2 separate regions of the Homo sapiens genome follow, and region 1 is linked to region 2. Evidence: chromatin loops called from intact Hi-C (ENCODE). Cell type or tissue: HepG2. All regions are shown on one strand.

What was found. Peaks named below come from ENCODE experiments on the same cell type or tissue, not always from the same donor. Only the 100,000 strongest peaks of a DNase experiment are listed, where the experiment ranks them.
Region 1: it touches region 2 in a loop (2.0-fold over the local background); 1 of 110 quality-filtered maps calls a loop at or near these places.

The regions. Positions count from the first base shown.
Region 1 is chr2:200,050,394-200,058,393 of GRCh38, forward strand. All of the region lies in intron 1 of LOC124906112 (a long non-coding RNA gene), which reads right to left. Among named protein-coding and RNA genes, the nearest start is that of MAIP1, 99 kb to the left of the region's middle. RefSeq lists an enhancer at 4,253-5,173. In HepG2, a CTCF peak has its summit at 4,604 (motif pointing right); a DNase peak (open chromatin) is centred at 4,588.
Region 2 is chr2:200,401,611-200,409,610 of GRCh38, forward strand. All of the region lies in intron 3 of SPATS2L (spermatogenesis associated serine rich 2 like), which reads left to right. LOC101927741 (a long non-coding RNA gene) reads right to left here. Exons shown (of 7, transcript XR_007088047.1): 7 at 1-3,766. Among named protein-coding and RNA genes, the nearest start is that of SPATS2L, 99 kb to the left of the region's middle. RefSeq lists an enhancer at 3,750-4,949. In HepG2, no CTCF peak of the experiment used is centred here; DNase peaks (open chromatin) are centred at 4,121, 4,521, 4,991 and 6,991; H3K4me3 peaks cover 894 bases.

The DNA of each region.
Region 1 (8,000 bases), 350 kb before region 2:
GAATCAGCTACTGAACCTGTACGAATATAAACCATCTGGAATGAATCAGCAATCTTAGCTAAAAGTGAATTAATTCTTAAGACTTCTTCTCTCCAACCCTCTAGCAGACAGTCTGTCTTAAGCCCTGAAAATGGACTTGACCTTATTAGAAACCCATTTGGAAAGCTACAGAATATCCTCCCAGATGGTAAGTCAATACAGAAATAAGTTTTAACACTTTTCATAGGTGTCAGGAAAAGCTGTTTGCTTAAACCCTTACTTACATAGTTTTCTATTTATGAACATCTTTGTCTCCTGTACTGATGTTAGAATGACAGCTTCATCTGAACATTAGTTAGCTTGGGGGTGCACACATGTCTATGTAAAGGTATCACCCATCATGTTTTAAAAGAATATGGCTTACTTGCTCTCATTTTAGCTGATCTGTATTTCCTCCCAATACCACCTATTTTAGGGTGGAAATACAAGTTTGTAATTTTTTCTCTTCACATAATTTTGCTGCTGGTGGGCTGCCATTGTCAGTAGCTGCCATCCTCAATCTCTGAAGGTACAGTAAGATTAGTGGTTACAACCCAGAGGAGGGCTTTTAGTACTTTCTATATCAAATTCTGTCAATGCTTAACCATTTGTGTCACCAAGAGACAGATATTTATTGTTCCTGCCATTCAGGAAGAAATGTTAAGATCTTGGCCGTGAGCCTTTGGAAACAACAGCCAGTGGGGTTTTGCTTCAGAGGGCACCGGGGGAAATTGCTTGGTGAGCTTCCCTGGTGCATTTGAACTTTGCCAACAGTAAACTGGAGGTGGGGTTTCTGTTTCCTGGCATATGTTCCTATTCCTTTTTAGTTTAGTTTTATTTTATTTATTTATTTTTGAGGCAAGGGAAGAGGGAGGATATTCTGCTCTCTTGTTCCTATCAGGAAGGAATTTTTCTCACCTCTTCTTTGTAAATACAAATCTGGGCTAGTTACTATGGTGTCAGACAGCCAGAGAATTTAATCTATAACAGGTTTAGCAATAATCCTATTAAATGGTCTTCTGTGTTCTTTGAAATTTCGATTAGCGAGGGAAGTGCCCATGTTGAAAGCCATACGGTCTTGCATGAAAGGAATTATGCTCCTAGCTGCAGTTGGCCCATAGGATCATGGTATTTTTTTTTTTTTGAGCCCTATCCCATGATGATTTCTCCTCACCTACCAGTCCTCCCTATTTGAGAGTTTTTAAAACTTTGCAAAAAGTGAAAATGCTTTGTGGTTAACTGTGAGGGTAAATCAATTAGTTCTGGATCAGAGTAAAAAGACAATTATCTCGTTGGTTTTCTGTGTAGCAAACACTTCATAGTCAGAGACCTTGTCTGTCTTGTTGATGACTGAATCACTGCCTCCTAAGATGGCAGCTGGCACATTGCAGGCATTTAATAAATATTTGCTGAATGAATGGATGACTGAATGACAATTATTTGGCTAAACTCGAGACATTGACTATAAAGCACTAAACATGATCACTTATATTCTTTATCATGATCATGTGTGAAGAGGAGAGGCTAACATAAATGTTTTTCAAAGCTTTGGAGTGATAAAATGATAGTTCATTATCCAAGCAAAACAGATCCATCTATATAGGAATATCATATCCAAATTTGGCAAAGCCAAACTGCATGATAAAGTCCAATAATCCATATGTGAACCCATCTTTGTGGTTCTTCTAAAGTAACCAAAGGATTTTTGCATTGTTACATTGCTCTGCTATTCCATAAAATCAAAGTGGGAAGGCAGGGGCACATGGCCTCAAGAATCCTTTGTTTTCTGCAGCTGAGGTAAGGATTATTATCACGTCTGCTGGTTTCCAGTTAGACTTTACATGTTCAGGGTTGTACTCTTTTCACTATGACTTCAAAATCCAATGATAAAGAATTGAGTAGCATTTGATTCTGTGCTGGTTAACATAGGTCTTCCCAACTATAAAGAGGTTTCAGATAAAGACGTCAAAGTAAGAACTCATCTCTACAAAGGCAATTTGGAAGAGAAGGTGACATGCTTGACCCTTCCCACATTTTATTATAGTCTTACCACATTTTAATTTTCCTCCCCATCCTTTACTTGTTTCCATTATTATCTCTTTTTCAGCTTTTCTTTCCCTGGCCTTCTTTTCTCCTCTCAGTTTCCTTCTTTCTTTTTTAAAATATATTTTTTAAAAGAACTTGTATTTGCTTTATCTGTGTAATTTTCAGTCAGCGGTGTTTATTTATTGTTTTCTACCTACAAAGACCTTAAAAAATTATTGCCCTTCCTGAATACCATGTTCAAAGAGATTTTTGTCTATTAAGTTTCACTTAAGTAAACATTCATGACTTCCTCCTGCCCCTTTAAAAATTCATCAAAGTTTATATAACTGCCTATCAAAGCTTCTGATTAGTATGACGTAGTCAATGTCAATGTTGAAAATCTATCTACATAAAGGCACTTGAACGTTGGTCTTTTAGGTAACTTTAAGCCTGTATCTTGGTGATCTTGCTGACTAGTAACCAGGCAATGACAAACTCTTCCTAGTTGGATCTACTTTTAACTCAGAAAGAATGAACAAAAAGAAAAGGAGGAGGTCATAGCTTAAAAAACAAGACAGTCATGACTGAGTTGTTAAAAAATAAAACCTAGATTTATATTACTATGCTTAAATCATTTAACATAATAACTTCATTTTATTGCAAATATGATGCTACCCAGTGACCTTATATCCTTTAATGACGACAAAGGGATGATAGTGTTTTCCCTCAGGGAACTAGAAAAAAAAAACAACCAAACAAAAAATGCACTTAAAAGTTTGTCCTATAGAGACCCTATTAGAGACTTTTAGAAGCTTGTAGACATTGAATTAGAAAAGATCTGGAAATTGTAAATTGTCTTTCCTTCGTACTGTCTTTTTAAGCTGATGTATTGCAATGTGTACTATTGTTTCATAATCATTAGAGGACTTTTCTGAATTAAGTTGCCAGAGCCAGAATGTATTTCTGGGCAATTAAAAACATTGTCTTTCACATTTTGCTGGCTACATCACTGAGAGGCTAAGTGACCTTATAAACACCTTACATTTTCCACCAAATTTAGCACATTAATAGGAGAAAATTCCGACTTATCTTGCACAAATATAGGGGAAATTTAGTGCATGAAGCAATTCCAAACAGAATTATATTAATTGAATAGTATGTTATTCTAGTTTACTTGAGTACAAAGGGTAGCAGGAAGCGAGGGACGGAATATAACCCAACTAATTCTGTTAGTACAGAGTATTAGTTTGACTCAGTTACTCTCAGTAATGAGGATTCATGATAAGGATACATGATAAGGAATATGATCTTTTTTAGCAAGCCATAATACTCCTTGTTCTAGACCTTCCAAAATGGAAAAATATACCACATAATGCTGCCTGGCATTATGAGACCTAACTTCACTTCATAATTAGTATTTATAGTCCCCAAAGAAAAGACTTGATAGGGATCCCTTACCTTGTCTCACGTAGAACCACCCTTTGGACAAACTTCCCAGGTCAGGCTGTTTGAGAGGTGGTTGTTCTCTCTCAGTGGAGCTGATGAGTGTATGCTTTTGGTTTATCCACTAATTTTTGGTTGCATTGTTGTGGTCTGAATGGCAGGGCTGGTTTCACCCAACATATAAACACTAGATACGTGAGCTTAATGCTGGAAAATATCTCTTGAATCTGCATTCTTTTTCCCTACCAAGAAAGAGTGACAACCGGAGATCATCTAGAAACTTTATGGCTTATCCCATAAATGTGTGGGCTGAAATAAGGTTAGATACTTTTCCTAAATTATCTGGTTCAGTCAGTCAAAGTTGTTGGTACTTAACCTCCAAAATAGAGATAACTGTGGCTTAATAGACTGTCTCAGTAGGAGAAAAGTTCTACATTTTATTTTCAAAATGATTATCAATAGACTTACCTGTCATGTTTGAATTGTAAATGCAGATTAAAATAAGGCTCACTTTATGGGAGCACCACTCTCATGGAGAGAAGGAGTGGCAAGGGAACATCACTCTCTCCAACTGGACCATCCAGGTGGACACTGGGATTCATAAAGGAAACAACTCAACCCATAGAGAATGGAGAGGAGCAAGAGAGGACAACCGCCCACCTGGGAGTGGCACAGAGCCTCCACTGCACTGACACAGAGAGCTCCGTGGAGTTTGGGCAGAGCCACTTGCTCAGACCATTGCAGAGTTCTGGGAGCCTTGAATCCCCAAGCATCCTGGCACCAGTGACTGCATCTCTAGCAATGGGGGAGGCCAGGCTGCCTTGCATGCCCCCAGGACAGGGATCGAATCCCATGGGGCTGAGCAGCAGATGGTCTGCGGGCCTCATCTGTGCTGCACCTTGCTTGGTGGGGCCCACTGGCCTAGGAACCTAGTGCAGCCACCCCAGCCCCGCCTGGGCTGTCGGGCCAGGAGTAGCTCTGCACTTCCCTGGCATGGAGCTCCTGGAGGGAGCAGGCAGGCCGCCATTTTTGCTGCTTTGCAGCCCTCATTCCTGTTGCCCTTGGGCCAGGGAGGGAGCACAGTGATTAGGGACAACGTGGACCCCCAGAAGAGGGCAGCAGACTTGCAGGAAAGCGGCCAGACTATTTTCCAGGTGGGTTCCCACCCCTCGATACTCCTCACTGAGCAGGGCCTCCAGACCTGAGACTCCAGGCACTCGCAGCCTGGGCTCTCGGGTAGTGGCTACTTCCCTGGGACGGAGCTCCCGGAGGGAGCATATAGGCCAACATTTTTGTTGTTTGGCATCCCTCATCCCTCGCTCCTGTTGCCTTCGGTCTAGGGAGGGAGCACACTGATTAGGAACTAACATGTGCCCCCAGCACAGTGCAGCTGCCTTACAGAAAAGGAGTCAGAGTGTTTTCCACACAGGTCCCCGCCCCCACCACTCCTCACTGGGCAGTGCCTCTAGACCTGGGACTTCAGCACAACCACCCTGCCTCCACCTGAATACTTCAGTTGGTGGTGGCTCTGCCTTTCCTTGGGGAGAAAATCCCAGAGAGAACCCACAGCCCCTCTGCCATTGCAGCTGCAGTGGTACCACTCTTAATGCCCTTGGGCTACGGAGGGAACAAAGGGCCTGAGGGATTTACTCGCACTTCTGGCATACCACAGTCTCCATACCGAGAGGAGCCTCGTCTCTACTCCTTGTGAGCGCTTGACCTCCTGCTCTTCACTAAGCGGCGGGGCCCCAGCCCCTGCCAGCAGTGCAGCCACCCCATCCACTGGCTGAACCCTCCCAGTAGCAGTAGAACCCCTGCAAGATACTGAACAAGAAGACCATCCCCAAGACACACAGTCATCAGATTATCCAAAGTCAACACCAAGGAAAAAATGTTAAAGGCAGCTAGAGAGAAGGGATAATTCATCTACAAAGGGAACCCCGTCAAGCTAACAGCAAACCTTTCAACAGAAACCCTATAAGCTAGAAGAGATTGGGGGCCTATATTCAGCATTCTCCATTGAGGTGGAGTTCCCAGAGGCAACTGAAAGCCCCTCTGCCACTGCTGCTGCAGTGGTACTGCCCTTGCTGCCCTCAAACTGGGGAAGGAACAAAGACCCTAAATGCTTTACTCACACCTCCAGCAAGTCACAGCCTCCCTAAGGAGAAGAGGCTAGTCTGTCTTCCCCATGAGTCCCCCACATCCTCTGCCTGTCAACAGGCAGAGTCCCCCAGCTTGGGCCCACAACAGACTCCCCAGCCCCCAGGAATATCACACTGATTGGCAGCAGCTCTGCATATCTCTGGGGTGAAGAGACAAGTGAAAGGCCCTCTGCCATAGCCACTGCCAAGGTCTCTTCCCCTGATGCTTCCAAGGTTGGGAGGGAACATAAAGCCTGAGTTCACTGCAGGACAGCGGTGTGCAGCCTGGGACTGCTAAGCCAAGATCTGCAGCCAGCATTCTAGTGGGGAAAGCTCACACTTTCAGACCACTGAGAGGAAGTGTGGCTGCAATTGTGAGGAAATACAGAGAAGACACGTGGCTGGGCAAGAAACTACGTATTAGCCATTACACATAAGTGCCATTTACTAGATTACAGCTCAAACTTCAACACCAAAAATACTTTGCTAACATACTCCCCTGTGAAACTAAGGACAATAATTCAGCTGCAAATAAAGACCCCACACAAAGCCGCAGCTCTCTGAAAACATCCCAAAAAGAAGCCAACTGACTATTCTCAAATTATTCCACAGTTAAAGGAACATCGGCCCACACAGATGAGAAAGAATCAGTGCAAGAACTCTGGCAACTCAAAAAAAAACAGAGTGTCTTCTTTCCTCCAAAGGACCATACCAGTTCCCCAGCAAGCATTCTTAACCAGGATGAAATGGCTGAAATGACAAATATAATTCAGAATATGGACAGGAACAAAGATCATTGAGTTTCAGAAGAAAGTCAAAACCCCACCCAAGTAATCTAAGGCTTACAATACAACGATACAGGAGTCACAAGGCAAAATGACTATCATAAGAAGACCCAAACTGATCTGATAGAGCTGGAAAAAACACTACAAGAATTTCATAATACAATCACAAGTATTAATGACAGAATAGACCAAGCTGAGGAAAGACTCTCAGAGTTCAAAGACTGGATCTCTGAACTAACTCAATAAGACAAAAATAAAGAAAAAAATAATAAAAAAGAATGAACAAAGCCTCCGAGACATATGGGATTATGTAAAGAGACAAAATGTACAACTCATTGGCATCTCTGAAAGAGAGAGGGAGAAAGCAAGCAACTTGGAAAAGATATCTCAGGATATCATTCAAAATTCCCCCAAACTCATTAGAGAGGCTGGCATTCAAATTCAAGAATGTAAAGAACCCCTGCAAGATACTGCTCAAGAAGACCATCCCTAAGACACACAGTCATCAGATTATCCAAAGTCAAAACAAAGGAAAAAATGTTAAAGGCAGCTGGAGAGAAGGGACAGTTCATCTACAAAGGGAACCCCATCAAGCTAACAGCAAACCTTTCAGTAGAAACCCTACAAGCCAGAAGAGATTAGCGGCCTATATTCAGCATTCTTGAAGGAAAGAAATTCCAACCAAGAATCTCATATCCAGCCAAACTAAGCTTCATAAGCAAACAAGAAATAAGATCCTTTTCAGACAAGCAAATGCTAAGGGAGTTTGTTACCAGCAGACCTGCCTTACAAGAGGTCCTGTAGGGAATGCTAAATATGGAAAGGAAAGACTGTTACTGGCCACTACAAAAACATACTTAACTACATAGACCATTGACACTACAAAGCAACCACACAAACAAGTCTTCATAATAAGCAGCTAACAACATGATGATAGGATCAAATCCACACATATCAATACTAGCCTTGAATGTAAATGGGCTAAATTCTCCATTTAAAAGGCATAGAGTGTCAAGTTGGATAAAGAAGCAAGACCCAATAGTACGCTCTCTTCAAGAGACCTATCTCACATGCAATGATACTCATAGCCTCAAAATAAAGAAATGGAGAAAAATCTACCAAGCAAATGGAAAAGAGAAAAAAGTAGGGGTTACTATTCTAATTTCAGACAAAACAGACTTTAAATCAACAAAGATCAAAAAAGACAAAGAAGGGAATTAGATAATGGTAAAAGGTTCAATTAAACAGGAAGACTTAACTATCCTAAATATATATGCCCCTAACACAGGAGCACCCAGATTCATAAACCAAGTTCTTTGACATCTATGAAGGAACTTGGATAATGCTGGTATTATCCAAGGGATTTATGAAGGGACACAATAATGCTGGTAGACTTCAGCACCGTCACTGACAGTAATAGACAGATTATTGAGGCAGAAATCTAAAAAATATATTCAGGACCTAAACTTGACACTTGACCAAGTATACCTAATAGACATCTACAGAACTCTCTGCCCCAAAACAACAGAATATACATTTCCCTCATTTGCACATGGCACATACTCTAAAATCAACTACACAGTAGGAC
Region 2 (8,000 bases):
TTTGCCTCATCCACTGTCCCTTACCTATCTATGACTTTCATGATTTCTCACTCACGGTTCTCAATTCTGGATGGATATTAGAGTCCCTGGGAAATTTTTTTTTTAAGGAATGCCAAGTCCCAGATTTGATATCTGGAGTGGGGCTCAGGTTTAGCTATGTTTTGAAAATTCACCAAGTAATTCCAGTTTGCAGCCAGGGTTGAGACTCAGTTTGATGCTGATGGTGCCAAAATCTCTATCCCTGGCTCAGTTCTTTTCTGGAGCTCCAGATTTACAGATTCAGCTGCCTCTTAGATATCTGGACATGGATGTCTCACAGGCTCCCAAAAGAGTAAAGCTACCACCACTGGTCCCTTCTCAGGAAATGACCCCACCAGCCACATAGACAATCAAGCCAGAAACCAAGGAATCACCCATGTGCCTTCATCTTCCCCATTCCCTGCATCTAGTTAAATGCAAATCAATTGCTTCCTCCCAAGAAATTTGTGAGTCTTTTTCTACACTGCCCCATCTTGGTCCATTTTCTCTCCCCTGGACAGTATTAGAATCCTAACAGGAATCCATTTGATCTCCTCCAACACATTCACAAAGAAACTGGAATGACCTTTAATATACAAGCATCATGTTCCTCCCCTGAGTAAAGCTCTTCAATGGCTTGCCCTTAGAATAAGCCTCAAAATTATAAGTCTTCCAGGGCCTTGCCCACTTTTGCTTTGTGCCTTTCTTCTCCAGCATCACCCACAGTCCCCCTCCTTTTCATACTTAATGCTCCAGCAATCTTTGACCTTCATTCCTTTGAGCATGTTCTTCCAGTCACTCAGTCCTATCTCTTCATAGACGTTGTGCCCTCTTCCTGGAATGTTCCACCTTCCCTCCCATTCCCCTGGCCTAACTATAGTGCTACTAACCCATCATTCTCGGTTTAAGCTAACTTCAGTCCTTGGAGGGGGCTTCCCTTACTCTCTAGACTAGGACAGGTCCCCTGTTATAGATGCCAGAGCATCCTTACTGCTTCTTCTATAACATTCATCAAACATTTGCCTTCCTAGACTATAAACCCCAATGCATCTGTCACTGCTGCAGTCCAGCTTCTGAGTCTGTGCATTGTGACTGACTGAAGAAATGAATGAACCAGGTATTAAAAGATTAATTTCAACTTTGAGGGAAGTTTTTATGGTAATACTCTAGCCTCTGTACTTGGCCATGGCCTACACAAAATTCAAATAACAAATCTAAGATATAGAGGATGTCAACTGATTTTTAAAATGATACAAAATTGGAAGGAATGGCTGAAACATTCCTGTTTATCATGGGGCAAAATGCAAGGTTCTAAAACATAACAGTTGGCTGGAGTGATATGTCAGAACTTACATATTGAAATTTAAGAAAGATGAATATAAAATCCTACCTTTGTGTTCTAGTCATTGCACAAGTAAAGGCCCGGGGACACTTGTCTCAAACTCAACGGAAGGAGAGTCAGTAGCAAGTAACCTGCATTTGACCTAGTGATTAATTAATGTGGCTCCTAAAATTGCTGATGCCACCTTAGACTCCCTTAATGGATAAACGGGGCCCAACCAAGGCAGGTGCAGGTCTCACAGTCCTCTGCTCTAATCCAACCACTTCTGGAGCAATGTGCTTCTCTTATAGCAACATATTTTAACAGGATATGCTCAGGTGAGCTTGATCAGATAGTAAAAACTTAGGAGGCACAGCTTATGAAAAATTGCAGAAGAGCACGTTTACTCTATAAAGATGGAATTGTGGAGAACACTTTAGTTCTTTTTAAAAAGCAAAGGGCTGGACTGCAGAAAAGGGGTTATACTTACACACCAGCAAGCAGCACTGGGACCACATACTGGCAATGTCTAACATCCCTTCTCTGAGCATGTCCTTATCATTGACCTCTCTCATCTTCTAATTCTCTTTAACATCTGTTCTTTCTTGTCCCTTAGCCTTTCTCTAGTGTTCCAATTCATCCTCCCCCTTCATAGACCACAGATGCCTTCATCAGACACCTTAGTGATACTCAGCCCCTATGTTTCTGAGCCCTAAAATCTACCACTACATTTCTTACAGTTCAGTTTGTAACTATGGATGATTGCTTTGCTCCTGCTTCTGGCTTGTTGAGAATTGCTGGGGAAAGCCATGCCGATCGGCACCGTAACAGATCTGTGCAGTCCAGCACCATGGACCCACAGGCCTGCTCAGCATTCCATCATTCATCAAGGTCATTTCCTATCTCATTTCCATAAGGGCAGCTCTAAACCTTTCTCCACTTTTTAAGCCCCAAAGCGAATTCTAAAACTCTCACGCAGAGGAATGGTTTCCATAAATTTTCCCCTTCACAATCTGAAATTTTTATTATGTCTTCACTCTCACTTCTCCTTTTCTCCTTTCTCTGAATTCTTAGAAAAACAGAAGAACCTCCCTTCCATTCCACATGGGTTTTGATGACGTTTCTCTTATTTCCAGTGGAAGCTTGTTTCATAATTTATCTCCTCTCTTCCCCTCTTCTAATTCTTTCTCACTGCCATCTCCTTCCCTCTATCAGTGAACACGCTCAGCACTTTGGGGAGATTAATTGTGCAATGACTGTTTTAAGACAGATTGGAGAGAGGAGAAACCAAGCCAGAGAATCCCATTAGGAGGCCTTTTCCAGAGTCCAGGTGAAAGATAGGGGAACCTGTCTGGGTTAATGAAAGAAAGAATAGGGAGCAGGTAAGATTCAGAGAGAACGTTGTTACCAGAATGATGTGCTAGTTATTTATGACTTTGCCTTATTTTCCTTACTCTTTTGTCAGCTCGTTGGATGCAAAGATTGTGTGAGATTCATTTCACTTTCCCTCACAAAATGTGGCTTGAATGAGTGAATGGCTAGAATTCCCCCAAACCTTTGTGGAGAGGGTTGCCATCTGGAAGGTATATTTTTTTAAAAGGTAATAGTTGGTGGGATAGGGAAAGACATCTCCTTATAAGGAGGGAGGAAGAGAAGTGTAGGCCTTTGTTTCTCAAAGTGTGGTCCATTGCATTCATTTCCAGTTGCTGCTGTAACAAACTGCCACAACTTCAGCAGCTTAAAACAACACACATTGATTATCTTCTAGTTCTGGAGGTCAGAAGTCCGAATGGGTCTCATTGGGCTGAACTCAAGGTACTGGTTCTGGAGCCCTGGGGAGAATACTCTTCCTTGCATTTTCTAGCTGTTAGAAGCTGCCTGCATTCCTTGGTTCGTGGCCCCCTTTCATCTTCAAACCCGGAGAGGCTGGCCAAGCCTTTCTCTCATTGCATCACTGTCCCATTGACTCTCTTCCATCTCCATCAAATTATAAGGACCCTTGTGATTATACTGGACCCACTGAGATAATCCGGGATGATCTCCCCATTTGAAGGTCAGCTAATTAGCAACCTCAATTCCATCTGCAAATTCAGTTTGCCATGTAACCTAACATGTTAACAGGTTCCAGGGGATAAGGCCATGGACGTCTTTGAGGGGCCATTATTCTGCCCACCACATCCCTGGACAAGCAGCATTTACATCAGCTGGGAGCTGATTAGAAATGTAGAATTCAGGACCCACCCCAAGCCTCTGAATCAGAATCTTCATCCCAATCAGATCCCCAGGTGATCAGAATATATTTTAAAGTTTGAGAAGCCACAACTAGAATGTTTCTAAGATCCTCTCCACTTTTACTTCCCATAATTCTATAAAAACTGCATTTTTTTCCATCTTCAAATCTGCATTATTCTTTCTCTTCCTGGTTTCCTGCCAAAAAAAAAAAAAGTTAGTTTTGATTTGTACCCCTGGTGTTAATTCCCCAAAAGTCAGCCAAGTAGAACATGACAGCACCTCATGCATATTTTTTGCTGGCAGGAAGTAGATGTTAGAAAAGGCAATTAAATTATGGAATTATCCATGATGTGAAGGTACTGGTCTGCAAAGAGTATTTTCTTCCCCAAGAAAATTCATAGGAAAACTACCTCCATTACTGTGTAGATAATATTAGTGGCCCAGCAAGTGAAGCAAAGCATACACAGATGAGCTGTTTTTAAGGCATCTCTGAATGGCTCAGCATTTGAGAAATGTGACCAAAGCTGATTATAAAACTCCTTTCAAAGTTGCAGGAACGGCAAACCCATAAATAACTCCAGTTCCCATTGGTGTGAGGAGGAGGTTGCTGGCTGCTTGATTGCTGTCCTTATCATAGGGGATAAGGTTAAGCTCACCTCCAAGATTGCAAGCTTCTCAAGGAAAGAGCCAGCCATATGCTCTGCCTGGCACCCAGGAGGCACTCCATACATTTTGGGCTTGAATCCATTAAGCTTTTTAATAGTGTGTAATACTTAATTCTTAATTAGAGATGCACTTAAAAATGGATAAATAAAACTAGAATATGTCAGTAACCATCTTACTAGACTCCCTGCTTCCTTTTACTCATTCAGTGAGTCATCCCTTTTACAAACATTTATGAATCATCTACTGAATGCCACCCATTGTTCTAGACCCTGTGGATATAAAGATATGCTCCCTGTCAGTAGAGCAGGAAGTCACATAAGTAAATAATGGTGGCAATGTCAATGCTGGAAGAAGTGTGTGAGCAAAGGTCTCAGGCCTCTCTTCTCCCAGCTGTCATGTACATTCTAATGGGACTTATATTTAAAATCTTCCTTTTCTCACCTTTGCCAATCGGGATTATTTAGCTTTATTATTTTTATTTCCAGCCCCGGCTATTAATGTTGCCTCCAGGCACACCATACTTGCTCTAGAAAATGAAACCCTCTCAAACTAGCACAAGTTTAAAAAAAAAAAAAAAAAAGAGGTTATTATTATAAAGGTCTGGCAGCGTCTCATGAGACTTCAGGAAAAGTTAAAGGAGCAGGAAGGAGAGAAAGTGAGGCAGTTGCAAGTCCAGCCTCTCTTCATCTGCACTCCAGCTTCTCTCCCTTTGTGTTGAATAGCTCAGACCTTCAAGGCAGAGGGTCTAATTGTTTCACTTTGTCTTTTCTAGCCAGGCCACTTCCTGACCACTGTAATTCATTGTCACTGTGTTCTGATTGCTTCCTTCATAGCACTCACTTAGCACAAGTTGCAGTGATATATTTTAATTTCTGTGTTTATATCCGTTTCCCTCTCTAGTTTTGGCAGTGACCATATCTGTTTTGTTACTGCTGTATCCAGCCTCTAGTGCAGTGCCTGATCATAGTAGACATTTAGTAAATAATTAAATGAAAGAAGAAGAGGGGGTAAAACCATGTTAACCACCCTAAAGATAGACTTTCTCATTGTACCAGTTACACCATAGAGAAGGGAAAAGTGGGGACAGAGTCTTGGGTCCACTGACCCCTTAGCAAGTCTGTGGAGGTAGGAGGTTCTCTAAGAAGAAGGGTAGACAAGGTAGTCTCCCCCAAATACGTCTTGACCAACATTCAAGCCACATGGTCTTTCCACTTCAAAGCCACACCTGGAAGGACCCCTTAATGCAAATGCTCCCACTTTTTTCTTTTTAAAATCTATTGAGTAGCTAATATATGCCAAATTCTATATGAAACACTTTACAGGCATCATCCCTTTCCATTTTTACATAGGCTCTAGAAGATAATATCCTCATTTTACAGCTACAGAACCAAGTTTCAAAAATTTAAGTGGTTCACCCAAGGTCATAGAGCTAGCATGTAGCAGAAGCAAGATTAGAACATAGGTCTGTCTAACTCCAGCGCTCCTTCCATGACATTTGGCTCTCTATAAAGTACTCACCCTTACTCAGCAAAGTTAATTCCTTCTCTGTAGCACCACAGTACCCTGTTCATAAGGACAGTACAACACTTACTACCTACTTTTATTGTAGACATTTCTGGCTCCACTGCTAAACTGTGCCTCCTTACAGCAGAACTGTATCTAGTTTTTCTTTGTATCCTCAGCTCCTGTCATTTAATGGGGGCTCAACCAATGTCTGTCTGCTAAGCTGAGCCTTGGAAGGATAGACAGGCAGTTACTGTGCTTTTTCATATTTTTAAAACTCCACAAAATACCATGAGTACCTTATTCTACAGAATTAAAATTGTAAGAATGTAAAAATCTCATAAATATTCCTCCAGTCTCTGTTATTGAAATTTAAAGAACATATATATGTTCTCCCTACCCATATTATGCTTAATGACATCAATCAAGTGAGACCTGCCCACTGTTATCATGAGTGGTAGATGCAGAGTGCTGGGATGGTCCACACAAGATGGTGGAGTCTTCCTTTGACTCAGAGCAGCCGCCTGGTGTAGCTATAAGTTGGCATTCTCTCACTCAACAAATATGTATTAAATACCTACTACATGCACCGTATTAGTCGCTTGTGAATGGGCATGGTGATTATCCAAAAATGGCCAAGATGAGGATTCTGCCCTCACGTTGCCTACCATCTGGGAGACACGACACACACACAAATACTGGAGCTATAAAGGAAAAGGGGCTAAGACACTTGCTGACCAAGGGCTGCAGGAGTTGAGGCAAAGGTGACCTCTGGCAGGGGGTATGGAGAAGGATTTCATGGAACACATGGCATTTCACCTGGAATGTGCAATTCAGACATATCTTGGAAAAGCCCGGCCTGGGGGTGGGGGTTCAAAACTGGGCATGGGGAGCTTGTCTGTGAAGGGGTAAAGTCAGAGACATTTAGAAAGCAAGTTGGAGCCCAATTGTTGCTGGCGTTGAATGCCAGGTTGCAGATAATGAACTTTATTCTTAAGTTCTTAAGGAAGAGGGTAAAATGGTCACGAATATACTCCAGGAAGAGCAGCTGCCTGGGACTGAATTGCAGGGGAGAGACTGGAAGCAGAGAGAACAGTTATTTTATGTTTATTTGATAATGCCGGGTCTTTGCTGATCACACAGCTGTGTGGGTGGATTGAAAACTTTGGTCAGAGCCACTTTGGAAACTCAGACATAGTTTAAGTGACTCATCAGGAAGCCAAGAAGAATTTCTAAGGGTCATCACAGACAGGCTCAAAAGATGCACAGTATGAATGAGGAAATCTGTTAACGGCTCTTAACCAGACAGCTCAGGTGCAGAGAAGGCAAGTTAGTTTGGGAAACTGAAACCAAACAACGTCCATGAAAGTCACACTGCCTCACTGCCCAGTTAGTGCAAGCAAAAGGCCAGCAGGGCGGGCCTGAGGCGCCATGGGGCAGAGCCTGCGGAGTCAGATAGGGAAGCCCCAGAGAGAGGAGAGGATCATGACTAAAACACTCAAGAGGGGGCATCAAAACATCATGCTGTTTCTAGATAGCACATGGACTTTGCCAAACCAGAGTGAAATTAGCAGAAGCAAAATACGGGAACATAATTTTGGGAAGGTAAAGCAGTTGCTAAATGAACCGCTAACTAGCCATCTTGACTGTCACCCAACAGCGGCCGCCTGGTGGGACCACTTTGTTTATGGCATGAGAGTCCTTTAGCGGGGCAGTCAAGTGCAGCTTCAAACGGTGGCTTAGGTGTTAGCCTGGGCTGTGGCAATGAAGTAAAAGGCTGTGTGAAGCTGCGCCAGAAACAGCCTCTGCAAAACAGCCGCTGCGGGCGTGAATTTTATGAGTTCTCCGTATGCAAACTACTATTAGTCACGCATTGATTGATCCATTCCTTCCAGGAGCATCCGTCCTCAGAAGCTTGGTTTCCAACTGCAAAGGCAAGCCTTTCAGCACAACCTCACTATAACTCTTCCTTGGTCATCCATGCCTTATATTTAAAGCTCTGCATAATGAGGGCTTTTTTTTTTAGATTAAGATGCTTAAACCCTTTTTGATACCACTGAATTATGAGGAGTGACACAGTGAGGTTCCTTTATTTTTATGTGCACATGTGAGTTCACACAATTTCTCCATCTTTCTCAAAGACATTTCCATAGGAAAATAAACATAGTGAATTTATAAATAACAGGCTGAGAAACAATGCCGCTGTCTCCACATTCGCCAAGCCAAGTGATTAAAGCAGAAACAGAGGTTGGCCCAGAAA